Regions from separate parts of the Homo sapiens genome. Here region 1 is linked to region 2. The links are chromatin loops, found by intact Hi-C in ENCODE. Cell type or tissue: ovary. All regions are shown on one strand. Each heading gives the region's core, and the rest is flanking DNA. Links, peaks and the distances in the headings are about the cores only. Region 1 overlaps UST (uronyl 2-sulfotransferase). Region 2 overlaps UST (uronyl 2-sulfotransferase).

The links. Peaks named below come from ENCODE experiments on the same cell type or tissue, not always from the same donor. Only the 100,000 strongest peaks of a DNase experiment are listed, where the experiment ranks them.
Region 1: it touches region 2 in a loop (4-fold over the local background); 3 of 110 quality-filtered maps call a loop at or near these places.

Annotation. Positions count from the first base shown.
Region 1 is chr6:148,928,009-148,943,679 of GRCh38, forward strand. It overlaps UST (uronyl 2-sulfotransferase), which reads left to right. Exons shown (of 8, transcript NM_005715.3): 3 at 13,271-13,426. Among named protein-coding and RNA genes, the nearest start is that of UST-AS1, 29 kb to the right of the region's middle. In ovary, for the core only: no CTCF peak of the experiment used is centred there; a DNase peak (open chromatin) is centred at 6,733.
Region 2 is chr6:148,831,112-148,846,782 of GRCh38, forward strand. The region is part of intron 1 of UST (uronyl 2-sulfotransferase); the gene reads left to right. Among named protein-coding and RNA genes, the nearest start is that of UST, 92 kb to the left of the region's middle. In ovary, for the core only: no CTCF peak of the experiment used is centred there; no DNase peak of the experiment used is centred there.

The sequences.
Region 1 (15,671 bases), core at 2,669-10,668, 97 kb after region 2:
TGGAGGGGAGGTATTTGTGTCACTGGTGGAGGATGAGCTCCTGCACTACAATGACATAGGTTGGACAGTGGCCTTACCCAGACTCTGACCCAAGCAAGTGCTCAACCCATCACTAAGATTTTTTTTTTTTTTCACTCTATTGCCCTAGGGCAACTACAGTCTGAGATCAGCAATAGACTCTTAAAACCTGGGGCTCTTGCCCTCATTTTAAACTTCTGTTTCCTTCATTTGTTTCTTTAACTAAACTCTCCTGATGAGGATTTTCTTATTGCTTAGTCAGGTCCAACTTCTTGACCATTATAGGGGAAGTCAGAAGTTTTATATCCATCCAGTGAGTCTAGCTATAGAGACAATTGTTGCTCTATAAACTGTCTTTCTCTTTTCCTCTTTCTATCAGATCACAAAATCCCAAGAGATGGAAAATATCTGTATCAATTTATAAAAATATTTTTTGAATAATGATTTATTTTATTTAGCACTGTTTGATAGCCTGAATGTAATAACAGTTCCCTATAGGAAATGGGTTCCCCCATCCATCCTGGTGGAGATTTCTGAAAAATCTGTTTACCCAGGACCAGGTAACAGATGAAAGCAAAAACCAGCCAATAGATACTGTGGAAAAGAGCATTCCATGATCAGATCTATGCTGGTGGATTGCGTCTAGATTCCATGCCACATTTGTTCAAAATTAATTCAATTATGAAAAAGGTATACTTGTGAAAAGCCCCCAACATGTAGGCAGTTAAGACATAATTTCATCTGAGAGCAATTTAAATGTCTTATTGCCATCTCTAGCTAAAAATACCTTATGATTTCTGGATTCTTGTGTGGAGTTAATCTCCCAGCTCAAGTTCACCTTGTTGCTAATTCTCTATCTCATTTCAGTGTGGGAAGCAATGTCATTTTATGTAGAAAGGAATGTATTTCATCTCTCCTCTTCTCCAGCTATCAGCAAATCTATGCCTAGGGCAGGGAGCAGCTGTGGGGATATGGATAGGACACAGCCATGGATCCTTCGCACATGTTGAGAATGTCCTTGGTGTTTGCTGCTCTTACTCCCTTTTCTGTAGATGAGGAATGGAGATTTTCATGAACAGGTGTTTGAAGAATCAAGAACAACAGGGCCTTTGAGTGGTGGGGTACAGCAGACCCTACTGGTTACTTACTCCATATCCATTCTCCCACAGCCTCCCCCTCTTTAGCAGAAATCTGACTTGTTCAAGTTTTACCCTAAGAGGAAGGCAGTTCCACCCTAGCTCATGAGTGAGTCCTGATTAATCTAAGCCTAGCATGGTTGTCTTATTTCCTTTGCTCATGGCTAGTTGAGATGTACACTGGAAGTTTAGACCAAACCAATGGAACATGAGAAATTTTCTCAGGGCCTTCTAGGTAGGATTTTCAGATCTTAAAGGAAGCACCCAGGAAAGATAGTCTCTTCTTGCCCCAGACTTTGTAATTCTGCATGGGATGGCTGGAACTGCAGCAGCCATCATGAAACATAAGAAAAGCTAGTCTGAGGACAATGCTGGCATTTCCAGGATGGAAGAGCGAGATGGAACAAAAGTATGGAATGAGGCCTAAAACCTCCATACCTAAGGACTTTTGTAAGAGAATATATTTTCCTATTTATTTACGAGAGAATGTATTCTCTTTATTGTTTGAGTTTCGTTGGGTTTTTGGTTACCTGCAGATACAAGCATCCTCGTATTGATACATGGAGATGTAACATAAAGCAGAGAAGTTCTTTAGCCATGTTTAACCCATTTGTTCTTGAGCTGCAACTCAGTTGTCCTGCTGTGTTGCTATGCTCAGTATGTATGAGGGGAAACACTAGGCCAGAGAGTTGATGAATTTTGTATGGTGTGTTTTCCTTGCATATCATACGTGCAACACACAGACACACACACGATGTGAAAAATGCCAAGAAGCCAATTCCACATAGCCAAATCAAACATGGGAGGGAGGCTAGAAAGTTTCTTATTAATGCAAATCAATAAGAATTGGGTAGGTGTACTTTGCAAAGGGAAAATGGCTATCCCTTTGAAGCCATACAATTTCTAGAGATACCAAGACTCCGTTCAAATGCCGTGTTCTCTGTGACCCCTTCCCTGAGTTCTCAAGGCCAAGTTGATCACCCCTTCCGTTCTCATACCACTGTATGCATATCTCTAGTGGGGCGCTTACCACATGGTATCAGCGCAAGCAGTGTCAGCGTTCAATTCCCTTGTTAGATTGTGAGTTCTTACAGGGCAAGAGACTTGTTGTAACCTTTGATGTATTCACTTATTCAACAATTATTTATTGAGTGCCTACTATGTGCCAGGCATTGAGCTGAACACTGAAGATACAATAGTCAGAAAAAGCAGATGTGGCCCCTGCAGTCATGGAGTTTAAAATCTAGTGAGACAGGCAATCAAATAATTACAGCAGTCAACCAATTTCTTATGCCTAACCAAATGACTAGCACGCAGTAAATGCTCAATAATTACTTGCTGAATTTAGTCACAGAATTTTCAATATTCTGTGCCACCTTTTATCTTCCTGGAAGCTAGCCTAAGTTCATACGATGGTGGAAAACCTCCTAGGGGAAAGAGAGGTGAAGCCCCCACATGCAGGCTGTTTTCAAGCATCTGTTTGTATTGCACTTACTAATGTCTTAATGGCCAAAGCAAGTCATGTGGCCAGTCTAGAGGGCCGTGTGGAAGGAAGTTACACGGTGCAGGGATAGGAAGAGGTGTGACTGGTCAGGGGCCATTATCGTACCAATCTGCCACACTATTTTAAATTATGGGTTATGTTATATAAGCCTAAAACTCAGCTAAGAGATTTAAACAATGATCATTTGAATCTAAGAATAAGTTTCTCAGTACAATTCACACTCAAGAAACTAACATTTGATTCAGACATTTCAAATGGAAAATAATGATGTGATTCACAGTGAACAGTATATCCAAGCTTTTGGTCTTAAAATCTTTGCACAGTGCTTTGATGAGAGAGGAGTCTTGGCAGCCAAGTGTGGCTGTTTCCCCAGCCTTTATACTATTTTCAGTGAGGGCAGTCTCTTCTTCTGAGGGTTGTAATGAGAATAATGGACTCTTTCCCCACTAACATCCAGAGAAGATCATTCTAAATCGAGTGGTTGGCCCATGCCAACAATATCTGCTATAAATTATGAAACCTCCAATCAATAATCAATACTTCTCCTCTATTTGTATAATAGCAAATGAGTTTTGAGGTTGGACTCAGAGTATAAATTGTTAACTAAAACAAAATAGGATAAATATAGAGAAATGAAACTTAGCTTTAGAGCAGACTCTTAAACCTTAGAAGTCTGTATAAACAAAAGTGTCTATGCATGTTTTATTTGGAGATTTGTGTGATTAAACAAAAATGTATTACAGATCTGAATGGAGAGTCAAATTAAGTGTGTGGGTCTAGTGGAGAGATTATCTATCCAAACGCATTTTTGTAATTCCGTACTCTGGTCCAAAAGTTAATGTAAAAAGCCAATCGAATTGATTAATACTAAAAATGGAACAACTGCAAACTAGAACTAATTTGAGAACCCTCCTACTTTCATCCTCAGAGTTTGTCTAATAAGGACTTTTGGACGACTGAATACATAGCATGTAAGAAAGTGTTAGAAATGGCTACAAGTCTGATGTGACTGCAACAATATTACTCATAATGTTTTTGAGCACAACAAAAACATACAGGGTACATCCACATGCATAACAGATGTTCACGGGAAGATGAGGTTAAACAGGACTTCCACATCCACGTGGGTTTCTCCACTTAATTTTGATCATAAAAGCCATAGAGAAGTTGAAAGGCCTCTTAGAAGAGTGGACAGAAGCCGCCAAGCACAAGTGCAGTAGGGCTACCTTGTGTATGCAAAAGGAAGACAAGTCCCACTTGGAAATATGCCTTCAGGAAGGTTTAGCCTCGCAAACTTGCACTCTCCCATTGTGCTTACATTTCATGTGTGTGGCATGTGGATTTCATTTCTCTTTCTGTCAAACATACAAGTATTCCATGGATTCCTATGGACCCAACTGCAGTTTGAATTTTAGAAACTGTAACATTTTTGGCCGAGCGCGGTGCCTCATGCCTGTAATCCCAGCGCTTTCAGAAGCCGAGGCAGGTGAATCACTTGAGGCCAGGAGTTCGAGACCAGCCTGGCCAACAGGGTGAAATCCTGTCTGTAATAAAAATACAAAAATTAGCCAGGCATGATGCTGTGTGCCTGTAATCCTAGCTGTTCAGGAGGCTGAGGAATGAGAATCACTGGAGGCTGAGAAGCAGAGGTAGCAATGAACCAAGATTGTGCTCCTGCACTCCAGCCTGGGCAACAGAGCAAGACCTCGTCTCAAAAAAAAGGAAACTGTAACATTCTGTGGTAATGAGATACCCAGTTTATGGCTGCTTTTTGCCTATTATTTGTGTACTGACCACAGAAGCTTAAAGGGTACTGTGGCATTAAAAGTGAATCTCTTTGTTCCTCATATGTATATTTTTTTCATATTTGTTAATTTGAAATTTGAAAATATTCATCTTTTGGTCTATGGCATTGATAGCATTCACCAGTGTCACCTGAAATTTGAGTTCCTGCTCAAACTGGAAGTCTTGTATTTTTTTCCTGAAGCACTCTTCAAGGATCCAACTATGGTAGCTTAATCATTACATCTAGAAAATGACTTATGGCTCCTTGTGAAAATTGCTTCTTTGTATGAAAATTCTGGTACAGCATGCAGGCTATTGTGTTCTGGGAATAGCATAGTGATGATGTGCGTTATGGAGATAACAGGACATTAGGTATACAGAATGGAATTAATATTTAGAAGTGCAGGATGCCACTCAGATAACCCTGTGGTCATCCCTAAGTATTGTGTAGCCCTCGGTTAACATATGGCACATGGACAGGGAGGAGCCTTGGGAATCATTAGGTTCAGTGCCCTCATTCTATACTTTGAGGAAACTTTGACTTAGAGAAGTTGTTCAGGATCATTTGCTCATGTCACTCAACTACTTAGAGTGATAAAGCCAAGGGGAATGCCAGAGTTTCATAACTTTCAGTCCAGGGAACCTTCGACTTCAACATACTTTTTCTTCTGTAACGTAGCAAATCAGGGGTTTCAAAATATTATGAATGTTAAGAAAAAATTGGTAGATTTTCTTATAGTTTTAAGAGATAACTGAAAGAGCATCCTTTATAATAATAAATATGACAGCATTGGTTCTACAGCACTTACTATAATCGTATTTTCATCCCAATAGTCTAGTCTATACTCTTTATTAATTATCCACTATATACATAACAGATAGATTATTTTTATTAATTATCCACTATGCACATAACAGATAGACCCAGATGGACTTGTAAATGATCTATGGCTATATTTATTTTTCTGTAGGTAGCATTACACATGGAATTGTTTCAAGTGGGAACAGGGGAAGAGAAGAAAGCCAAAGGTTCAGATTTGGCATAGCTCTTGGAGAAGATGGGCTTGAATAATGAGAAGCACGCAGGATGTCATTTGAGAGTTGTGGATGGAAAGAGCCTTCTGTTCAGGAGGATTGCAATGAGGGGAAATAGAATTCTGAGATCGGTTCTGTGTATTTCCTCCCCTAGAATGGAGGAAAGGAGACTGGGAGCAGAAGAGATGATGGTAATTAGAAAACAGATGTGTGTGGCTCAGATGGTTTGATGGGCAAAGGCCAGTGAGAATCACTGCCGAGTTCTGGGAGGCTTTGGCGATGATCTCAAAATGGGAAGCTTGAAATGATTAAAACTGTGGAAAGGAAGAGAAAGATAAAAGGAAGATAAAGGTAGATTTATTATGGGACAAGCCCAAACAAGAATAGGACAGCCAAGGTGTCCAAAATAAAACTGGGAACGCCTATGGAGTTGGAACCCATGTCATCAGCACAAATTACTGGAACTTTGTTTTTTCTGTTTCTTTAATGAATATATTCCACAAACAAGGAAACACGGTAAAATCTAGTTTTAACTTTTAAGGCGTTTTCCAGATTATATCTTGGTAGCAATATGGACTGAAATTAATTTAATAGCTTCAGAAGAAAATATCATTTATTGGGTTATAACCTAACTTTCCCCTTTTTATAAGTGAGGAAACTGGGGCTCAAGGGTGTGAAGTGACTGGCTTCTAGCACCACAGTGTCCTAGGAACTTTAACATGAGGATTTGCTGAGTGGATTTAAACTGCTCACAGTCCTATGGACAGTGAGGAACAGAATTGTCCCTGAATTCAGGCCTTGCACAGCCCTGGCTGTGACTCTTTCAAGTGTTAGTTTGATTAACCATGAAATGGAGTTGCTGAAAAATCATGAACTGCAGTTTTATTCGTCAAGCAAAGTCATTTCACAGTCAGTATAATATTCATGCTAAGGGTCTAATGCTTTAACAACATTCAGTATAAATTTCAGTTAACCTACACATTCAGTTAACCAGCACACCTGTTCTCTAACTAGCCTGGGAGAGTGTGAGCATACTTATGAGGTTAATTATGACTGGTAAATGTGAGTGGAGCTCATCAACACACAATGAGACCCCAGGAAGACACAACAGTGCCCTTCGCCCCAACTCCTCTCCAGGATCACGCAGGCAACCTTCTCCCCAGCCTTAATCCCTCAGAAGGCTTCAAGGACCCACTCAGCCACTTAATACAGAAAGCTGGGAGTCCTCTGTGACAGCACTTCCTCAAAGCTGATGGAGTTGGCAGAGGGCCCTGGTGAGCTTTTTAGAGAGAGACTCCTGACTCTCATCCTAGACTGTGATTCAGTTCGTCTTAGAGTGTGGCCCAGAAATCTGCATTTTTAAAAGTTCTGTGAGGAATTTGAATATACAGTTATTTGCGAACCACAGCTTGTACTATATTAAGTATCATTTTGCAGAGAATTAAAAGCAGCACTGATGTTAATTCTTCCAACATTACCAATCCCCAGAAGAGCTCTATAGACTCTGGGTCTCATAGACTATGAAAGTCTTGGTCCAGACCACATTTACTTTTTACCTAGAAAGCCTTCCTTCTCTTCTCCCCATTTCAAACCAGGGCTAAGCTATTGAACTTGTGGATGTCATCTGGTGGTGGTTCCTGTCGTGCTCAGGATCTTGGAAAGATTTCTGTTTATCTGGCACGCTCCACACAGGCCTGTCAGGCTCTGGGGATTTGTGGCATTTGCAGAACTTACAAGGCAGGCAGCATAAAAATATATAATTCATAGAATGAAAGATTTTGGAGGCCCCTTCACTTTTACAAATTGGCCATAAAATAGAAATCACAGACATAACATTCATATAACCGCAGTTGCCAAGAATGAAGAATCACTTGGGGGAGGGAGAGGGTGCTTGAGGAGTTTCATGTGTACTTCTCTATAGGGCACCTAAAGAAAGAGTGAGCATTCAAACTCTCTGTGCAAATGATAATAGGAACATTAAAGTAGAGGATAGAGTTCTCGGCCTGACAATTGCAAGTATCTGTTAAGGATAATGAAGATTTCGAGATTGATCCTAAGAGGTCTTTAAAAGTCTTTTCACAGTGATTGAGTTTATCATTTGAGGGCATTTGCTTGTCCTGATAGACATTCCAAATATACTTAGGATTTTGTATACATTTTACTATAACTTACTGCTTCTTGGTTTTTTCCTTTCCCAGTGGAAGCAGTTGACAATATTTGAGGCAGCTGTCTACTTTGACCGCCTGTGATATATCAGGGGAAGGAGGGAAGGGAAAAGTATACATCCTGCCACCTTCTTCTCCAATTAGCTGCGTTGACACTCTGGGCTTCCATTAGCTTTCTAGAAAGAGTCCTTAGGAAGGAGAGAGAGGCTAATCTGCTCCTGTCAGTTCCACTTAAGCCTTCTGGGGACTTGAGTCATGGCTGAGTAATGGCTGATGATACTGGTTGTGATCGCCGACTGTTGAAAAACAGTGTATTCAATGAGGTTGGATACATGCAAGACATAAAAAAGGAAAGAGGATCTCTGTCACAGAAGTCAAACTAAAAATTCTCTTCACTATTTGATTTGTATATTAAAGAAGTGTCATCTTAGGAGTCAGGAGAGCCGAGAGCTGGGCTTTCGTGGTTATGTGTCACTCTAGCTTTGTGACCTTGAAGATGCCAAATGATATTTCTGGGCTTCAGTTTACTCATGTAAAAATAGTTGTAATATCTACATAGTGTAAAGGAAAATTTCATCCAAATCAAACACAGATTGGGCTGGAGATGGGGGTGATAGAGGGTGATAGTTGTGGCTAGGGGGTGTTGAATGGATGAATTATTCTAAATTGCTTCTGGACCTCAAACTCCATTATGTTAGGAATCTGTGATCCACGGGGAGTATGGGGGGCACACAGAGGGAGTTACTTGGATGCTACTAATGATACTTAAGCCATTTGATAATTTACACTCTTAGAGAAATGCACAGCCAGAGTAAAAGACAGTTATGCTGTTTCATTCTGTATTGTTAAACAAGGATGAAAAGGGTTTACATGTCACAGAACCTAGGACAGGGTCAGTCCCTCCCTCCTTAAAAATCAGTCCTTTTTTTTTTTTTTTTTTTTTTTTTTTTGCCATCTTTCCAGAAAGTGCATTTCAAATAAAAGGTGATGAACATTTTTAAAGCAGACCTTCAGAAACAAATCTATCTTATTTTCTTTTTGTTTATTTATTTTTATTTTTTTGAGACTAAGTATCACTCTGTCACCCAGGCTGAAGTGCAATGGCGCGATCTCAGCTCACTGCAATCTCTGCCTCTCGGCTTCAAGCGATTCTCCTGCCTCAGCCTCCTGAGTAGCTGGGACTACAGGCACCTGCCACCACTCCTAGCTAATTTTGTATTTTTAGTAGAGACAGTGTTTCACCGTGTTGGCCAGGCTGGTCTCGAACTCCTGACCTCAGGTGATCCACCCACCTCAGCCTCCCAAAGTGGTGGGATTACAGGTATGAGCCACCATGCCTGGCCATCAGAAACAAATCTATAGTTCTACCAGGAACAGGAGGAATCTGCTTCTTGTTAACACTGTATCCAACATCTACACATTGATTTAGCTGCTTAATTCGGCAAGTTTCAATGCATTACATAGGTTCTTTTAGAAAATGATTAAAAACCCCACCCTAAATTTCAGACAGGTTTACTTACGTTTGTGGTAGTGCATTAGGTGTCTTTAAAACTCACAAGGCTGATTCCAGAAATTTTAGTGAAAACACATTTCCTGCTTTTATGTTCATATCATGTAGGTGTGTATTGGTATTTAGAGAAATGATAGAAGTACCGTCACTGTGAGGATGTTAAGCCCTCCTTTATCTCAAGTTATTATCGTAGACCCAGCTGCAGAAATGACACAGGATGTTTTGTTCTTATAGACGCGTTCTTTTTAAATAACAAACTTTCAAACTATTAGTTGGAAGCTTGCCACAAACTAATAAAACAATTAGAATTAACATCTTTTAAAAAATGAATTACCCAATAGCCTAAAGGTAAATAACATCTTTGGTTATTAGTAAAAAGAATCAGATAGATACTAAGCCTGCTACTGTGCTGATTACCCAAACAATTCAGGAGAAATTAAGTGATTTCACCTAAGTTTTCTAGGTAAGTGCCTCAGTTATTCACTTAAACTGTCCAAGAGGCACCTGTACTCTTGTAATAAAGTACTTACCTATGTGGTAACTCCCATCTTCTAGGTCATTAATTCAGATGTAACACATTCTTCCTTGCTATTCCGTAATGTGCTATGAGACGGGAAAAAATGCACCTATCCCAATTGTTGGACAGTTTGTTTCTATGGAGGAATTAAACTCTGAGTTTATGTTGGCAGCTCTGTCGTAGCCATAATTTCATACCCCAGCCTGGTTGTAATGGAAACTCCAACTTATAAATGCTATTTGTACCATTAAACTAAACATGAAACCTAATTCAACCTTCCTGATCATAACCTTGTAGCCAAGAATGTAATTTATTTTTCTGAATATCTGGACTTCTGTAATTGTTGCCAATGAACAGGCTTTTGAAGTACTCACTGATTAAACCATAAGTAACAATGACCTATTAAAATGACCATCTTTTTATTTTCTCTGATGACTTCAAATAGCATTTGGTCAGATAAAGCAGCTGTATTTGAAGATTCTCTTGGTTTCACATTTTAGTGAAATTGTTGTGTTAATTAGTGTTAAGCAGCACATTAAATTCCTCAGAGCAGTTAGGGCTCATTCAGTGTCTGTTTAGGCTCTTTATGTACAAAGCACATTCTAGGCACTGTGAGGACACATAGTAGACTGGCCCTCAAGAAACAAGGTATTACTCATAAGAAAAAAATACATAATGGAAAAATTGCACCAAAATGGCATGTGACTGGTTGTTAAGTGAATGATATAGATATTATATTTTATTCCAGTGACAACTAGCCTTTAAGCTTCAAATTTATTAAATGCTACCCTGCATACAAATATTTCAGGAAAATTAAATTAACCTATAATTGCAAAGGCAAAAATTCAAATGACCTACCATAATATATTTATGTTTGCAGTGTATTTATGATTTTCTACTGTGCTTTATTATTTAGTTTTGAGCTTTTTAAAATGACCTTCTGTTATGAGTATGTGCTGAATGAAGGAATCCTTTGATTATTGTCAGTTGTTGATCAATGCTGAGCATTCAAAATGGAGAAATATCTTTATTGCAGATAAAAATGATTAATCATAGATGCTTTTCATAATAGCTATGAAAAATATATAATAAAGTAGATAATAGTATAAATAGTATATAATATTATATCAAAATAGATAAACAGTAGTATATCAAGATAAGAAGTAGATAATAGTATATAAAAATCATTGTCCACTAGGCAATTAGAAAGGAAAAAGAAAGGAAAGACATTCATATTGGAAAGGAAGAAGTAAAACTTCTCTGTTTGCACATAGCATGATCTTATTATAGAAAATCCTAAAGAATCCACACAAAAAAACTATTGGAATTAATAAATGAGTTCAGCAAGATTGTGGAATATAAGATCAATATAGAAAAATCAATCGTATTTTTACCAATCAGTCCAAAATGAAACTAAGAGAAGAATTCTATTTATAATGACATCAAAAAGAATAAATTCAACAACAGCAGTATAAGGCATGAGCAATGAAAACAACAAAACATCAAAGAAACGAATTAAAGGAGAACTAAATAAATAGGAAGACATCCATGTTCATGGATTGGAAGACAATATTGTTAAGGTGGCTGTCGTAATCAAATTTATCTACAGATTCAATGCAGTCCTTATCATAATCTCAACTACTTTTTTGGGCAGATATTAGCAAGCTGACCCTAAAGTTCACATGGAAATGCAAAGGACACAGAGTAGCCAAAAACAATCTTGAAAAGGAAGAACAAAGTTGGAGGGACTTACCCTTCCCTTCCCAATTTAAAAACTTAGAACAAAGCTATAATAAGACTGTGTGGTACTGACATGAGTATAAACATATAGATTAAGGGAATAGAATTGAGAATCCAGAAATAATAATGACCCCAAATACACTTATGGTTAGTGAATTTTTGACAAGGGTACTAAACAGCTAAGTGGGGAAAGAATAGAAAGAGGAGTCTTTTCAACAAATGGTGCTGTGACAATTGGATATTTGCATGCAGAAGAATGAAGTTAGACAACTAACTCACACCACACACAAAAGTAACTTAAAATGGATCAAATACCTAAATGTTAGAAATAAAGCTATAAAACTCTCAGGAGGAAACATAAATGTATATCTTTACGATCTTAGATTAGGCAATAGTTTCTTAGATATGACACCAAAACCAAAACAACCAGAGAAAATTTAGATAAATTGGACTCAGTCAAAATGAAAAACTTCTGTGCTTCAAAGGACACCATAAAGAAAATGAAAAGACAACTTACAGGATGGGAGAAAATATTTGTAGATTATGTATTTGCAAATCCAGAATATATATATGGAACTCTTAAAATGCAATAATAAAAAGACAATTTGTAAATGGATGATGGATTTGAATAGACATTTCTCCAAAGAAAATATACAAATGGCCAATAAGCACATGAAAAAATGCTCAACATCATTAGTCACAGGGAAATGCAAATCGAAATCACAACGAGATACCACTTCACAGCAACGAGGATGGGTATAATAAACAACCAAAAAGACAGTAACAGGTCAGGCATGGTGGCTCATGCCTGTAATCCCAGCACTTTGGGAGGCCGAGGCCAGCAGATTGCTTGAGCTCAGGAGTTTGAGACCAGCTTGGGCAACATGGTGAAACCCTGTCTCTACCAAAAAAAAAAAAAATTACAAAAATTAGCCAGTCGTGGTGTGTGCCTGTAGTCCCAGCTACTCGGGAAGCTAAGGTGGGAGGATCGCATGAGCCCGGGAGACGGAGGTTGGTGAGCCCAGGATCATGCCACTGCACTCCAGCCTGGGCAGAAGAGTGAGACCCTGTCTAAAAAAATAAAAAAATACATATATATCAATAACAAGTGTTGGCAAGGATGTGCAGAAATTGGAACCCTCATATGTTGTTGGTAGGAATATAAAATAGTATAGCTGTATTGAAAATGGTTTAGCAGTCCTTCAAAAAATTAAACCTACGGTTACCATATGATCCAGCAATTCCACTCCACTCCTGACCTGTTACTGTCTTCTTGGTTGTTTATTATACCCATCCTCATGGCTGTGAAGTGGTATCTCATTGCGATTTTGATTTGCATTTCCCTGTGACTAATGATGTTGAGCATTTTTTCATGTGCTTGTTGGCCATTTGTATATTTTCTTTGGAGAAATATCTATTCAAATCCATCATCCATTTACAAATTGTCTTTCTATTATTGCATTTTAAGAGTTCTGGAATTCCACTCCACTTCTTGATCACTCTGTAAATTAAGTTGTTCTGATAAAGCATAATAGCAAAAAATATTGTCATTAAGGAACATATTTATGTATTTTGTTTTTAAAAAGAAACAAAACAAGTTTGATAATCAATCTTAGAGACTGCCTGAAATTTCATCAGTGCAGAGAGTTAAGAAGACCAACATTTCTCTTGTTATATCATGAAGATAAATATAGTTTATCACTTCTGATGAACTGATATACATCCTTTTTATTAATCTGATTATAGGCCTTTTTCACTCAGATTTATTATATGAAACAGTTATTGTTCTGAAATTGAGGGAAGAATCCTAAGTATTTCCATACAGACGTTTCATGTTTGTTCTCTTGGTTTTTTTCCCAGGTACTACCTTTCCCAAGCCAGGTGGTGTACAACAGGGTAGGCAAGTGTGGGAGCCGTACTGTGGTCTTGCTTCTGAGAATCTTGTCGGAGAAGCACGGATTTAATTTGGTCACATCAGACATTCACAACAAAACCAGGCTTACTAAAAATGAACAAGTAAGTTGACTTTGCACATTGTTAAATTGTGTTTTGCTTCAGCTCATTTGTGTAACTAGTGGGTGCCTTACAGGTCATCCTTCAGACTCCTGATGAGTGAATACCAGAGTTTTGATTTCATGCTGTATTTTTGCCAGAGTGTGGAAGGAAATTTAAGTTAAGGGTTCCATAAGAACTCTATAAACCAGGGAATATCCATGAAGGGATACTTCCATTAGGACTGATGAAGGACTGTATGTACTTGCCCTTGTCTAGTTAGCTAAAATTAGCGATATATACATCTCAAAGAGTCATACCACCGAGCTATAAATAATGCTGACATCTTCACCATCAAAATGAGAAGATTTTATTTTAATATTCTTCCCTCTTCATTTTCTCACCAATGTCCAGGATCTTTATGGTTGTATTGGTTGATGGGGGACATGAGCTTCCTGCTATGGGAAACTCAGAGGATCTTAGGCTTTGAGAGCAGCATTTGGAATGTTCAGTGGTAGGAAAAGAATGACCCCACTTCACAGGAACAATTTTGCCCTAGTGTAGCTGAGCTGTACAAGTGGACGTGCTGATGGTAGGATGGGAGTGCTGTCCTCTACCAAGAAGCTATGAAGGTTTACTTTGCAAACCTGTATAGAGGTAAGGGCAACAGTCTCTGTGGGGGTGCTTTGCTAATGTAGAAAAGTCAGATAGAGTGTTCTCATGGTCATTTTACAGAGTTGGGTTTGTCATCCTGGTCTCAGAAACTGGCTTCTGTCCCCTTACATACATAGGATGAGCAGCCACCCAATGAGTGGTACCTGCATGTTGGGAAGAAACAAGGAACATGGCTCACTATCAGGTTGAGATCATCATTATAAAAATTTCCTCATGCCTGTAATCCCAGCACTTTGGGAGCCTGAGGATCGAGATCAAGGCCAGGATTGAGACTATCCTGGCCAACATGGTGAAACTGCGTCTCTACTAAAAATACAAAAAAATTAGCTGGGCATGGTGGCACGTGCCTGTAGTCCCAGCTATTCGGGAGGCGGAGGCAGGAGAATCACTTGAACCCAGAAGGCAGAGGTTGCAGTGAGTCAAGATTGCACCACTGCACTCCAGCCTGGAGACAGAGCGAGACTTTGTCTCAATAAATAAATAATAAATAAGTAAATAAAAAAATAAATAAATAAATTTCCATCCATGTCCATTTTCTTTGGACATAATCTCCAGCTTTGAAACATTCAGAACCTCACAAACAGAGGGAATCTCATTCTTAATTTACCAATTGCGTATTTCCATTTTATCTTGGGGGAAAGTAGAACTGTTTTAAGACAGTAACATAGCCAACCATACTTGTTCTAAAGCCACTATGTTTTGTGTCTTTTATAATACAGAGATCAAATTGCCCACTCCTTTGCAAACTTCCATTAAAAAATCACTCAGTATCAAGTTTAAATAGCCATTACCAGCACGAATAGTTAAAGAATCATTACCAATCAGCAAAAAATATTTTAAGGTTATACCTTGTAGGTTCCATATTAGGGTCTCCAAAGAAAAGAATGATCTTTGGTGGCATTTAAGGATATTGCATTTTATGTATAAGATTGTACATACAGTAGGGGCAGGTTCTCTTTGATTACCTTACTTGATTGAAGAGCTAATGTGATTAGGCTGGTGATGCCTTTTTAACTGCCTGAAAGAAAGGAATTATAAATAAATACATTATTGCAATTTTATTATAATTATTAAATTTGGTGTTCTTTTGAATCTAACTCTTATGGCCTGCTTATCTATGGGATTACACTTAAATATAATATCATCATACTCAGTTCCCAGATGCCTCATAAAACACAGTTGCTAGATTTTAGTTCCCACTGCAGGAGAGACAACAAACTACCTGCAGAGAGCAGGACAAAAGTAACTCAAGGATTAGACATTGGGATGTTCAGGAATTGTTAGAAGAAAGAACACAAAGTACAGTATTTAAATGTGCCTTGGGATTTTATAGAGATCAACCTAGTTTGTTTCCTATGAGGAGCAAACATGAAAAAGTAAAATACACTTGTAACTATGAATGGAATAATTTAGAATAAAAATTAACAGCAATTTACTAACCATGTATAGATTGTTAGATCCAGAAAGGGTTAAAGACAAAGTCTTCCTTCTCTTCTAAAATATAGGCTAGCTCTCATCTGTTTGGAATGGTTGGCTTGTCTGGAAGCCAGAGAAGAGACTAGACAGTCTTTTAAGATTCTTTCCAGCCCTGTGA
Region 2 (15,671 bases), core at 3,004-11,003:
TGATTAAATATAACTTTAGGAAGCAGATCAACACATTGCCCTTTGTGCCCTTTGCTTTCGTCTTTCTCACAGACTAGACCAGCGCCGACTGTTTCGCAGCCACATACCAGCATCTGGAAGCTACTGTAACTTCTGCGGTACAATTCTCTCATTTTGCAGATGAAAAAATTCAGGTGCAGAGAGAGGAAGTGTCTTTTCCACAGCCACAGGGTGTATTTGTGACTGGGACAGTCATTTCATGACTCACAGACAAGTATTCTTTTTACTTTATTATTATAGGAAATTCGCCTTATAGTTTAGTTTTGTTTTATTAAGTCTTTATTGCTATTGGCTTCAGATTTAGTTATCACTTATAGAATCCCTTCTGAGTGCCAGGCATTGTATTTTCTATTTTCACTTAGCAGACATTTATATAGTGCTTATCGGAAGCAAGACACTGTGCTAAGTGCCCGACAAATAAGAAGTCATATAATCCTAACAGTAACCCTCAGAGATGAGAACAATTGTTATCCCCTATTTTAAAAATAAGGAAAACTAGCTGAGTGCGGTGGCTCATGCATGTGGTCCCAGCTACTCGGCAGGCTGAGGCAAGAAGATTGTTTGAGCCAAGGAGTTTAAGGCTGCAGAGAGCTATGATTGTGCCACTGCATTCCAGCCTGCACAGAGTACAGCCCTATCTCTTAAAAAAAATAAAAAAAAGAAAGTAGGTGGGGTGGAACTGAGACCCAGATTGCTTAAATACTTTCCCGAAGTCATATATAGGGCTAGTAAGTGGTGGATTCCAATTCAGTTTTGACTCACTGCAGTTAAACTCAATTACCCAACCTGATGATAAACAATGGGTCTAATACTTGTAAATACATTTGGTAGAATATTAATTGACTTTACTTATTTATTTATTTGAGACAATCTCTCTCTATTGCCCAGGCTGGAGTGCAGTGGCGCAGTCTCAGTTCATTGCAGCCTCCACCGCCTGGATTCAAGCGATTCTGCCTCAACCTCCTAAGTAGCTGGGATTGCACGCATGCACCACCACGCCCAGTTAATTTTTGTATTTTTAGTAGAGACAGGGTTTCGCCATGTTGGCCAGGCTGGTCTTGAATTCCTGACCTCAGGTGATCCACCTGCCTCGGCCTCCCAAAAGAATATTAATTGACTTTAAACCAAACACCGTAAATGTGTTCTTCCTGACTCTGAGATGTATCTGAGGATATTGTGAGATCTTTATTGAAATCATCCAAAATGGGATGCCAAGTTTTGGTGTGCATATTAATTTTTTTTAATCCTTGAAAAAACTATCAACTGAACATCTTGCTTATGGATATAATTTACATGTCTTAGTATGAAGCCCTTAGGATCTGAGTACAGCACAAGTGTAATTTAAAGATGTAGCTGAGACAGACCAAAAACTGATCAGCATCCCATAGAGTGAAATAACCATGTGCCGCGTTAGGTTGGGGTGATGGTGTCAGGACTATCACACATTGAGTTGGTTATAAACCTGATGGTGATTTAGTTGTTTGGAGGAGCATTTTCATCAGAAGTCCAAGTAATCTTGCATTGGAAAGTGAATTAGAAAATGCAAATCCAGTGGCATGAGCCTTAGGATACAATACCTTATTAGAGTTGGGATACCCAGTGGTGCAGTGTAGTCAGTTTCTATTTGGAGCTCGGTCAGATGAGTTTTAGTTGATATTTAGGTAAGGACTCAAAACTCCTGAAGTATTATATTCTTTGATTTGTTTTTCAACTTGCTTCTTAAAATTAACAAGCAATGCCAAGACAGTATTGTATTTCTATCTTTTCTTTGTCATAACTGTCAGAACAAATAGCCCATAGAAAAGCATGAGAAAAAGCCTTCATCTCAAATCGTTAATAACAAGAAAAGAAAGTATAGGAGCTCCCTTATCCAACACCATTTGATGGAATCATTCTTGACCCCCTGTCCTCCTGAGAAAAAGCACCAGATCATTCATGACCTTCTCACCACTGCTTCATTTAGGACTATGAAGACAGTATCATAGGGTATAATGAAACAGTTATCTGCAATGATAGAAAAATAGTATAAGCATGTTTTTTAAAATTGTGGAACCTGACCAGGCGCAGTGGCTCATGCCTGTAATCTCAGCACTTTGTGAGGCCAGGGCGGACGGATTGCTCGAGTTCGGGAGTTGGAGACCAGCCTGGGCAACACGGCGAAATCTGTCTCTCCAAAATATACAAAAATTAGCCAGGCATGGTGGCATGTACCTGTGATCCCAGCTACTTGGGAGAATGAGTTGGGAGGATCGCTTGAGCCCCGGAGGCAGAGCTTGCAGTGACCTGAGATCGTGCGACTGCACTCCAGCCTGGGTGAAAGAGAGAGACCCTATCTGAAAAAACAAAAACCAAAAAACGAACCCCAACTGTGGAACCTATAGAAAGAAAACTTAGCCTTGGCTTTAAATGAGGAGAACCAGAAAGTTCCAGGGAGAAAAAGTATATGTTCAAGATGAAAAGGATACCTTGTGGTCAGGGAAATTTAGGTGGAGGACAAGCAGGTTATAGATGTTCTAGTTTTGCTGGAAATAGTGTCACCTTTCCAACTGCCCACCTATAAACTTCACAGAGTTGTTCACTGTCTAGATCTCCAGCTCAGAGAAGCAGAGTGATTAAAATTCAACATGCATGAATCTCAATATTATTTTTGAAAAACATGCCTTTAAAACCACCCATTTCATCAAAAAGGTTAAAGGGAAAAACATTTCTCAAGATCTAAGCACAGTCTTAAGGGCTGGCGTAAACCGTGACAGTTTAAGAATGAAGTGTTTTTCTTATCAATATGAGCATTCTGTGAAATGGTTGATTTTGACAGAGGTAGTTGCTGTGTTGACCTTTTCACCGTCTTGTTTTTTGTTCATAAATTGATGCTGTTATTGAAACAATATGGGTAAGAGTCTGTCTTAGATATGTAATTTTTTCCATTTATTGTCTCCATGGTTTTACTTTGTTTAACAGATTTTAAAGACTTCAAAAGAATAGCACTAATATACCCAGGAGAAAAAGTCACATAAAGTTATAAGGTTCATTCCATTTTAACCGTGAATACATTTAAACAAAGATAAATAACATCCAATGTCAAAATAATCTTAATTCCTTGACCACATTTTAAAAATAAAACAATTTATTACCATTTAGTTACATCTTACAGGAAAACCCTTAGATACCAGTAGGTAACCATTAGATTTTTCTAGGTGAAAGTAAATCATTTCTGAGGAAGCATTCTCTTTACCAAAGCAGCATTATTTCCAATAAGGAAGCCACTCATTCATTTAGTCCTTGGTTTATTAAACAGTTACTGAGGCTGGGCACAGTTGCTCATGCTTGTAATCCCAGCACTTTGGGAGGCCAAGGTGGGCAGATTGCCTGAGCTCGGGAGTTCAAGACCAGCCTGAGCAATATGACGAAACCCTGTCCATACAAAAAATAGAAAAAGTAGCCAGGCATGGTGGTGCACGCCTGTAGTCCCAGCTACTCAGGAGGCCGAGGTGGGAGGATTGCTTGAGCCTGTGAGAAAGAGGTGAACCGAGATTGCGCCACTGCACTCCAGCCTGGGCAATAGAGAGAGATCCTGTTTCAAAAAACAAGAAAGCAAACAAACAAAAAACAGTTACTGAGGGCATACAATGAGCTAGGCACTATGCTATGTGGGGGGATTTTTAAATTTGAAAAATACAGACCCTGCTATCATGGCATCCACACTTTTAAAGATAAATTTCTTCCACAGTTTGCTAATAGAAAACAGCCATTTAGCATGACCTATTAATATGGAGTGCCCAAAGTATACAAATAAATAGTCAATCTTTAAGGCAATATGTTGCTACCAACTCTAAATTTTATCCCAAGAAACTTGAAAACTTTTTATTGAATTAAATAGGAATATAAAACATGTTATGATCCCTATGCAATATACTAAGCCCTCTGGATCCTCAGGTTCTGTGTCTGTGGATTCAGTCAACCAATGATCAAAAATATTCAGAAAAACACAATAAAAAATAATAATATAACAATAAAAATAATACAATTAAAAAATTACAGTATAACTATTAATACATAGCATTTACATTGTATTTAGTACTATAAGTAATCTAGAGATTATTTAAGGTATACTGGAGGATGTATGTATGTTATATGCAAATACTATGCCATATAATATCAGGGACTTGAGCATCCTTAGATTTTGGTGTCTGTGGGGTTCCTGGAACTGGTACCCCTTGAATACTGATGGATGACTGACATAGAAGGTGGTCAACAGTCTATTTTCCAGTTGGGAGAAAGGCAGTAGCCTAGTAAGCTTTCTCAGAGAGTCTGTGTCTTAATCAAACGTGTCCCTGGTCCCCTGGTATTGAATATTAGTCCCTGGTCACCTCTTGTCTTGGCTTGTTAAGGTTTAATGACTTATCCTTCAAGTGGTTTTGTCTCGAAGAGCTCAAATGCCATCATTTTCTGAGTCTCCAATCTGTCATTTGTCATGTTGCAAAATGGGCACTATGATTGTACCAAGCCAGGCATCCCTGGCACTCCGGGAATACTGGCCAGTCTCCATGACTTGTGGGGGGCTTTAGTGTTTTCCAAGATGAGGCCTGGTTGATTCATTTCTGAATCCTAAGTATTGAGGTTTGTGTACAAATACGGAAGTGTGTGGGGTAGGAAGTTCCGAGCAATCAGCTTTCCTTGGAAAATATTTTTCCTTTTCAAATTTATGGCTGTTTTTTAAAAAGGGATGTTAGAAACTTTGGTTAATTTAAAGATGGGTATGTGTTTTCCTCTAATGATGGCACACAGTTATGTTCAGTGAGGACTCAAGGAAACCACCTTTTTTGTTGTCTGGCCAATAACTTACTGAAATGAGCAGTGCTGATTTACAGGTCTGGGTGGTGGTGACTGAAGGCAGAATTTTGGGGAGTTTCATTTTTTGTTTAATTTGAACAATCAGAGTTCATCGTGTTTTGCGGAAGAGGAGGAAAAGCAGCCCAAACCCACACGGGAGGGTTGGGGGAGCATCTGCTTGACAGCACTCTCAGTTAAGCCCTGCAGCTACGTGTGCTCAAAGATGTTCTCGCCAAAAGCCAATGCTAATTTAATGTGTATGGAAATTATTTATTCTGAGTCATCAGTTACTTTTCTTAGCTATAGTTGTTATTGGTACTGTAATGACTTGGCAGCGTTTCATCATTTTTTCTTATGTCTGGCTCACATTTGCGTGTGTTAACTCCATCTCACAAAAACCCAAACAAACACAAATTTCATAGGACCTACTTGGCATCTGGCAGTGTTTGACACAACTACCTAATTCCTTTATTGAAATTCATGATTGAGATGGTCCATCTTGAACTGATTCCAGCGTTCAGGCACGAACCTTTTCGCTGAGTCGCCTTGGGCCAATCACTGAACTTCTCTGAGCATTGGATTCTTGGTACAGGGATTGGATTAGAACTCTAAGTTACATCTAGCTCTGAAGGAAATTAGAGATTTTTGAACTTGATGAACATTTTCTAATTGTTCCTAGGGTAAATGTGCCACTCTTTAAGACTTGTTACTATTTTAAGATGCCACTGGAAACACAGAGGCCCTGCAAAAAGATGGACATTGGGTCCACCAAGTATCCAGACAGGGGCGGGGTTGGATGGTCCAGGAGTACACAGGTGACCTCCTGGGGAGCCAAGGTATTTCCCCCAAGGTGGGTGAGAAAGCAGGACATTTTCAGGTGAAACAGATGCTCAACAGAGCCAAGCTTTGAAGACACTTACATTTGGGGGACTGGACTACAAGAAAATATGAGTAATTCTCTTTAGAAGTGGTAATGGAAAACCACAAGAATCAGGATCATTTTCCTCAGCTGATAACTCATGAGGGCATAGAACAGAATTCTAGATCATTCCGTGGATATTTGAGGAAGACTTATAGTTCTCAAATGATCCCATGTATACTGATAGGTATTATCAGTACACCTGATATATATACTGTGATGTGTGTTAGCATTTTAGGTGGCTTAATACATAATACCCCTTTAGTTATCTCCTGAATTTTGGAGCAATTTTGGACCATTGAAGACAGGTAATTCATGTCAAAAAAAATGGCTTTTGATTTGCATCCCAAAGACTCCCTAACTCTTCTCCAAATTGAACTTATCCCCCTCAATCCATATCCTCACCCCTTCCTGGGACAAAGCCTACTCCATGCAGAGAACCTAGTAGCAAAGAGTATCAGAATCAAGGAGATAGGTTTGTTCTAAAAACCAGAAATGTTTTCTTGCTTTCTCCAAAAGTTCATCTATCAGACAGGTTACTAAAAGGAGATGGGAGAGATGTCAGGCCAGGAATATCCTGTAGCTGAAGTTCCTTCACTTGGAATCCCAAGGGGTGGGAAGGAAAGACTCTTTCTAACAATTAGCATTGAACTCATTGTTGCATTGGGAATTGCAGTGGAAAAATATGAGGATATGTATTCAACAAATATTTATTAAATGCCTACCAAGTACAAAGCACTTTTCTGGGTTCTAAGGTACAGCAGAGAACAAGAGATACAAGGTCCCTCTTTTTTTTTTTTTCTCTCCTTTTTTTGAGACAGGGTCTCACTTTATCACCCAGGCTGGAGTGCAGTGGTGCAAATACAACTTGCTGCAGCCTCAACCTCCACCTCCCTGGGCTCAAGCAATCCTCCCACCTCAGTCCCCCAAGTAGCTGGGACTATAGGCATGTGCCACCATGCCCAGCTAAATTTTGTATTTTTTGTAGAGACGGGGTTTCGCCATGTTGCTCAGGCTGGTCTTGAACTCCTGAGCTCAAGCAATGTGCCCACCTTGGCTGGCATGAGCCACCGTGCCTGGCCAAGTTCCCTCTTCTTATGGAACTTACATTCTTGGAGGGGGAAGGTAATAAGTAAACATATGAATAAGATCTTTTCAGATGTTCATAAATGCCTTGAGGAGATTAAATCAGTATCATATGATAGAGAGCAACTAGGGATAGAGTGAAGGAAGGTGACTCATTAAATAGGTGACCAGGTCAGGCCACTCTCAGGAGGGGCCGTATGGGCGAAGGAGCCAGCCACATGAAGGCCTGAGGGCGGGGTGAGAGGGAGCAGCTAGTTCTAAGGCCCCAGGTTGGAAAGGGCAGGGTGGACTCAAGGAGCAGAAGGAAGGCCAGCGTGTGCAGGTGATGGTGAGTGTGGGGACAGTGCCAGGACACGAGGTCAGAGAGGAAGTGGGTCCAGATCAGCTAGGAATGTGAGGTTTCCTCCTAAGATAACAGAAAGCCTTTAGAGTATCCAAACAGGTGTATTCCAATCACCTAGGGACTTCAGCTGAAGACCATGATTCAGGAAGCCTGGCAGGGCCTGAAATTCTGCATTTCTAACATCTTCCTGGGATGCTGTTGCTGTTGCTGTTGCTGTTGCTGCTGGTCCATAGACGTCACTGTCAGTGTCAAGGCTCTCCTTCTCCTTTAAAATGATCACTTTGGGCCAGGCATGGTGGCTCAAGCCTGTAATCACAGCACTTTGGGACCCCAAGGTGAGAAGATCACTTGAGACCAAGAATTCGAGACCAGCCTGGGCAACATAATAAGATCCCTGTCACCCCTGTCTCTACAGAATTTTTTTTTTTAATGATCACTTTGCTGTGTGGAGAGTGAAGAATCACAGAGGAAGAAGAGTAGAGGCGGGAGACCAGTTAGAAGCTGCTGAACTGCATGTGAGGGCATAGGCATCCAGGATAGTGTGACTGCAGCGCGAGGCTCCAAAATAAAGGGGCCCCCAGCAGGTCCCCTGAATTGTTCTGAATAGGTATATGCCCCCATATGCAGCTGCCCAATATTCAATTTCATTATCTATTTAACCGGCTAATATTCGGATTCAACTGTTGTTCATTGAGTACCTACTATATTTTAGACCAAGCACTCCTCAAACTTTAATGTGCAGAGTAATCACCTGGAATCTGGCAAAATGTGGATTCAGTTAAACAAAGTTTATGGGAGGCCATTGTTTTGGATTAGCCTCTTGCACTCGGCCGCAGCAGAATAGATCAAACCAGAATGGAGTCACTTAGTGCTAAGTGCCGTGTATACAAACTGAACTTTGAAACAGGCCAGTTTTCCTAAACAAGAGGAGGTTCCAATCAACCTGAGTCAGCATAATCAGGAAGGCCCCTCTCCTTTAACCCTCTGAGGAAAGTAACTTTGAAACCACCAGTTCACTTTTTTGTTTTCTGTCTCTGCTTTCTTTCACCCTTTTCTGTCTCTAAAGCCAACCTCTCTGCTCAGCTCCTTGGAACACCTATTTTGTTTTATATAGAATGAGGTTTTGCCTGATTCTAGAATCAAAAATGAAAGCTTATTCAATCTGTAAAATAAATCTGTTGTAATTTCATCTTTTGACATGATTTCATAGGGCTGAGGTGAGTCCCGAGAGTCTGCCTTTCTAAGAGGTGACGTTGATGCTGCTACACCTATGGTTTTCAAATCACACTGTGAGGCAGAGTCACTTGGGAAGATTTTGCAACTACCAATGCTTGGATCCCACCAAAAATGGATTATCAGCTTCTCTGATATCAGCTTCTCCTCCAACATTTGGAGGATCCCAAATGTGGTATTTTTGAAGAAGTTTCCCAGATGATGCTATGGTACAGTTAAGGCTGAGAACTAGAACTAGAAGCTTTCAGCCAATTTCCCTGGTATGTGGCTAGTATTGCTTCCATTGTACAGAGAAGGTAAAAAGGGGTAACTTGCCAAAGGTCATTTGGCCAGTAAATGGTAAGGTGGAGGTTTCAACTTAGTTCTAATTCCAAATTTAGAGCTTTTTTCATAGTACCACACTACCTCCCTACTTCCCTATTTTGGGCAAAACTCACTTTGCTAGGTATTGAAGGGAATGTTGTCTGAGTCGGACTCCAGTCAGGAAACAGAAACTCGTTGGCTATTGCAAACAGAGGGTATCTAATACAAGAGGTTTGGTACAATGATATTGAGAGGGCAAGAGGAACAAAAGGAATAGTTGCAGAAGGAACCCAAAGGAAGGTATGTTCCCAGAGATCAGGCAACCTCTAGGATCCTGGGATGGAAACTTGGACTTTGCATCTGGGGCTGCACTGCTAGAGATGCTGCTTCTGGTGCTCATGCTGGAACCACTGGAGCCAGGTTTCTCCCAGACCCTCAGCCCCATGTGAATCCAAACCCTGTTTCAAAAGGAATGTCCATGGGAAAATGGGGTTTGATTTACACGTTCAGTTTTCAGGCTACATTTGCTAGAATGCACCTCTTTTGTATGTGCAAGAATGCCAATAGGTGCTCTGAAAGCTGAATTCTTTAGCTATTCGTCATATCCTAGTGGTTAGCATCAGAAGGAAGCCAGTACAGTTGGGTCTCGGTATCTGCAGGGGATTGGTTCCAGGCCCACCTGCAGATACCAGAATCCAAGCAAACTTAAGTCCCACAGTGGACTCTGAGGGACCTGTGGATACGAAAAGTCAGCCCTCCGCATCCACAAGTTTCACACCCCAAGAATATTGTATTTTCAATCCGTGTCTGGTTGCAGATGGAACCTTTGGATATGGAAGGCTGACTGTATTTTGAAAAAAATCTGCATATAAGTGGGCCCGCCCAGTTTGAACCTGTGTTGCTTAAGGTCAACTAATGCTCTTTGGCATTTTGGGACTGCCCCTCACCTACTGAGTCCTTCACCTGTGGAGCCCCAGCAGCTGGACACCCGGGTGCTCAGTCTTCCACTGCGTTCACTGCGTCTTCCCCTTCAGTGGTCACCCTGGTGGGTGGTGGTCGCACAGCTTGGTGTGTGTCCTTACCATGCTGTAGCCTCTGGTATTTATTAATGAAAACTTTTCTTTGTGCGTGACCATCTCTGCTTTGCATTCTTCCCAATGACCAAGAACATTTTGAAATGAAAAAAAAAAAAACCCAACAAAAACAAAATTGTAAAATTACAATGACTCTTATTGATATTTTGATAGATTAAAAAAAAAGACTAGTAAGATTTGAAATAGAATAAAACGTATTTCTTATAGCTTGTGAAGAATGTTTTTAAAAAGCAGAAAGATCTCCTTTTATTAAGTGAATACATAAAAATGATGATAGAAAATTTCTTATGGCATCAGTAATTAATTTATATTCATTAAACAAATTTCCATACCTGCATGTATTTACATAATTTCCTTCTCTTATGATTAATTTAATACTTAAGGAGAAAATGAATTATTGATTATTTTAATGCCAGAATTATACCCTGCCTCAAGTTTCATCTGTGGGAAGTGCTATTCCATGTAACTAAGGAGACAGAAAATCCCCTAAGTTGATAGATTGGTTTGTTTCCTGTTCTACTTTGGTTTAATTACTATTTGATAATTACTATTTAAAAATTTCAAAGCACTTTTCATTTTCTCCCTAGCTGTGCTTTATAATTTGCCCAAGGGGGTCTGTTTTGTTTTTGTTTTTTTTTTCTGTCATGTGTTTGAATAAATAGCAAATTGTTGCTGCTTTTTCCAGGGAAGATGCAAAAGAGCTGTGTCATATTTCTTTGTGTAAGCAGTTTTCTGAATTATTTTCTTTGGTCTACCTAGAACAAATAAGTCTCTGAAGAATAAGAATGAACACTTAACTTTTCACTACCCTTAAAATACTATAATAGCAGTACATTAATCATGTGTCAATTAAAAGCCAAAGGGGGCTGGGTGCAATGGCCCAGACCCATAATTCCAGCACTTTGGGAGGCCAAGGTGGGCAGATCACCTGCGGTAAGGGAGTTCGAGACCAGCCTGGCCAACATGGAGAAACCCCATCTCTCCTAGAAATACAAAAATTAGCTGGACGTGGTGGCACGTGCCTGTAATCCCAGCTCCTCAGGAGGCTGAGGCAGGAGAATCACTTGAACCCAGGAGGCAGAGATTGCAGTGAGCCGAGATCTTACCAATGCACTTGAGCCTGGGTGACAGAGTGAGACTCTGTCCCAAGAACAACAACAACAAAAATCAAAAGGGCCTCCCAGAGCAGCACATAGTGTTTTTGCTGTCATTCTTAGGATCTCTAAAGTCTGCCATTACGGTATAGAAAGTGTCAGTGAAATAAGGAAAATTTGTCTTAATTACTTTCCAGGAAAAACCAAGGTAGGCCTCAGTTAATTTGTTGTGTAGACAAGAAGGGGCTTTCCAACCCATCCTTTCTCATCTGTGTTTTGAGGGAGAGTCAGATGGTCATATGCACACATCTGTTATATGTAACTGTCTTACACCAATCATTATTTTATTTACAAGATCTAGCTATTTGAGAGAGATTGCAAAAACTGGTTTTAGCTGCTTGTGTTTCAAGTCAGAAGTGCGTGAAGGAGGTCAGGCCATGATCACTACAGTGTGGAGGCCGCCGGCTGACTTTGTTGAGGAAAATGAGGTCCAGCCTGTAGAAGGGAGCTAGGGAGTACAGAGCCCGAAGGAAGGTGGTGGGGAGTTTTCTCGTCTGCACATCCCTCCCTCTGTGGTTATCCCAGCAAAGTGGGAATATTATTTAAACCATGTACTGCTTTATTTTGCTGGAGCATTTGATATGTTTAAAAAGTGTCAGACCATTTCCTCGGCAGGCATATGCTTGCACTTAGCCTTAATTCCTACCCTTGGAGAAGGCAAATACAGCGTGGCCCTCGTCTGTATATTTTAAGAGGTTTCTTATAACAGGCCTAGTCTGTGGCAATCCTAGTGAGTAGTACTTAGTGGGTTTACAAACCACTCTGTCGCGGTGATGACATACTCTGTGTGGTTCTGGGAGCTAAATAAAACACCGGAAATAGATATTAAATAAAATAAAGAACACGCCTATGTAATTATTGCCAGAAATGAAATTTTGCAACCCTAAATTTGAATGTGGTCTAGGCACCTGAAGATTCCTGTAGCTAAACAAACATCATTTCCCAGATTAAAATTTCAGGAAAGCAACGTCTATCAAGTGTCTTATTTGGGTAAAATATTTTGAAAATGTTTTGACTGATCACAGGGGGAATGGGAAGCAGATGGTAAGTGAGACAGGTGCCCCTAAAGTCCACATCCCCTTCTGAATGGCTCCATTTCCTATTACATTAGACAGCAAAGGCCACTGGCCCAGGCCAATGTCACTTATGTTCTGCTAGGGGACTTTTGGCCAACTCAGAAGATATTGGTCCTTACTGTGGAATTGTTTTGTGATTTTAAAATATAGATCTCTTTAAACCCTGAAAAAATATATTTTTAAAAGGACTAATTTTTTAAACGGCAGTGATCCAATCAATATGATTGCAGTTTGAGCTTAAGGGGCACTATTCTCACTCAAGTCTTTGGATTTTTCTGTAGCCTTTCCCAAAAGTGAGCTAATGTTTTGAAGTGTCAGTTATTTACTTCGGTTCTGTCTGGTAGAAAATACACAAGTTGTCTCATTTAATCATGAAGGTAACTCTCTTCGGCATTTTGCAGGTAAGAAAATTGAGGCTCTAAGAGGTGAAGTAATTTGCAGAAGCCACTGGAAAGTGGCTGATTCCAGATTCCAGACCCAGCTCTGTCTACCTAAAACTACATCATCTCCCTAAAACACCTCACTAGCCATGCTCCAATGCAAATGGGCCTAGCAAGTTCAAATACATTTGTAATTTGCCTAGGTTTTCCATTTAGCTGAAGTTAACCACACTTCCAGTATAATCCAGGTATTTATGGTTTTTGTGTTTTGTTTTTTTTCTCCCATTTACAGCACTTAGCATAATGTTCTGCATAGAGCACATACTTAATGAATACTTGCTGAATTAATTCATTTCAGATACGTTGAGCCCCGTGAAAGCTGCTTAATTTAGAAGGCTCAGAGTAACTTTGGTTAAAAAGGTTCAGGGATGGATCCTCTCCACCCTTTCGTTCACCTGGTAAAATACTATTTCAAGGACTAATTTATACCATCGTCTCCTTTAGGTAGCTTTCTCTGACCCACTTTGTCACTGAGGCAGAATTGTTTCCTCATCTCTGTATGACTTAGCACTGTTTATGTACTTCCATGTCACTTTTTTAAAAGCAAGAATGAAAATAACTTTTATTTATTGTGCAATGTGCTAGACATTAAACTAAATACTCTACACATTTTGTCTCTTTAATCCTCAAAACAGCCCTGGGAGGTAAGGCTGTTGTCCTATGTTACAAGCGAGGAAAGTGGGGCTTAAAGAGAATAAGTTACTTGCCCCAGGTCTTACAGTTAGTGAATTTCAAAGATGCAGTAGGAACCCAGTTCTCGCCTGTTTTCAATATATTCTTTTCTTATTAAGATAAAATTTGCAGTAATGTGCACATATCTTACATGTACAGTTTGATGAGTTTTGATAATACACACATCTGCTTAACCGTTGATCCAGTCAAGATGTAGAACATGTCCACTGATCAGAAAGTTACCTCATTGCCCCTTCCCTGTCTGCTCCAGCCACTCAGGATTAGGGCTGCCTGTTCTTTATTTAAATCAATTAATTTATTTCTTATTTTATTTTATTGTTTCTCTCAGTTGAATTTTATTTTATTTTTTCCTGCTTTTATTTTAGATACAGGGGTACATGTGTAGGATTGTTACATGGGTATATTGGACCCAAGTAGTGAGCATAGTACCCAGTGAGTAGTTTTGCAACCCACGCTCCTGTCATTTCCTGCCCCTGTAGTAGGTTGCAGTGTGTATTGTTCTCGTGTTTATATCCATATGTGCTTAATGGTTACCTCCCACTTACAGGTGAGAACATGTGGCATTTGGTTTTCTGTTCCTGTGCTAATTCACTTGGCATTATGGTCTCCAGCTTTGCTGCAAAGAACATGGTTTCATTGTTGTTGTTTTTTTTAATGGCTGCATAGTATTCCATGGTGTATGTGTACCACATAGTCTCGATCCAATCCTCCACTGATGGGCACCTAGGTTGATTCCATGTCTTTGCTATTGTGAATAGCATGGTGATTAACATAAGAGTGCATGTGTCTTTTTTGGTATAATGATCTGTATTCCTTCGGGTATGTACCCAGTAATGTGTTTAGCTGGGTCGAGTGGTTGTTCTGTTTTAAGTTCTTTGAGAAATCTCCAAACTTGTTCCACAGTTTGAAACTAACTGAACTAATTTACATTCCCACCAACAGTGTATATGCGTTTCTGTTTCTTTGCAGCCTCACAGGGCTGCTTGTTCTTGAACTTCATAGAAATTGAACTCTAGAGTATGTATTCTTTTTTCTCTTTCATGTCTTTTACTCAAAATAATATTTTTGAGGTTCATCCGTGTTGTGATATGTAAAGATATCCACTACATCAGTGGTTCATTGATTTTTATTGCCAAGCAGTATTCCATTTCATGAATATATCACGGTTTATTTATTCATTGTCCTATTGTTGGGCATTTGGATGGTTTCCAGTTTGGGGCTATTGTGAATAAGGCCACTGTGAATATTCTTCATCTATGTACAAGAATGTACAAAAATCTTTTTGAGGACATATGCTTTCATTTCTGTTGGGTAAATACTTAACTGTGTAATCCCTGGGTCATAGAGTAGAAACATGTTTAACTTTATAAGCAGCTGCCAATTTTCCAAAGTGTCTGTATGACTCTACACTCCCACTAACAATGTGTGAGTGTTCTAATTCATATCTTTCCCAATATTTAAAAAGTTTTATGCTACTTTAAAATAGTCCTCTTTCATTTATGCAGCCAAAAAACACATGAAAAAATGCTCATCATCACTGGCCATCAGAGAAATGCAAATCAAAACCACAATGAGATACCATCTCACACCAGTTAGAATGGCAATCATTAAAAAGTTAGGAAACAACAGGTGCTGGAGAGGATGTGGAGAAATAGGAACACTTTTACACTGTTGGTGGGACTGTAAACTAGTTCAACCCTTGTGGAAGTCAGTGTGGCGATTCCTCAGGGATCTAGAACTAGAAATACCATTTGACCCAGCCATCCCATTACTGGGTATATACCCAAAGGACTACAAATCATGCTGCTATAAAGACACATGCACACGTATGTTTATTGCGGCACTATTCACAATAGCAAAGACTTGGAACCAACCCAAATGTCCAACAATGATAGACTGGATTAAGAAAATGTGGCACATATACACCATGGAATACTATGCAGCCATAAAAAATGATGAGTTCCTGTCCTTTGTAGGGACATGGATGAAATTGGAAATCATCATTCTCAGTAAACTATCGCAAGGACAAAAAACCAAACACTGCATGTTCTCACTCATAGGTGGGAATTGAACAATGAGAACACATGGACGTAGGAAGCGGAACATCACACTCTGGGGACTGTTGTGGGTTGGGGGGAGGGGGGAAGGATAGCATTAGGAGATATACCTAATGCTAAATGACGAGTTAATGGGTGCAGCACACCAGCATGGCACATGTATACATATGTAACTAACCTGCACATTGTGCACATGTACCCTAAAACTTAAAGTATAATAATAATAATAAAAAATAAAAATAAATAAATAAATAAAATAGTCCTCTTTCCCATTTGACTTTGAGCCTGTCAAGGTCAGGAAACATGTACCATTCATTTCTGCATCCACCATGCTTAGCTCAGTGTGTGGTGCAATAAATATGATGCACATGAAACTATAATTTGAGAATTGTAGAAACAGTTGT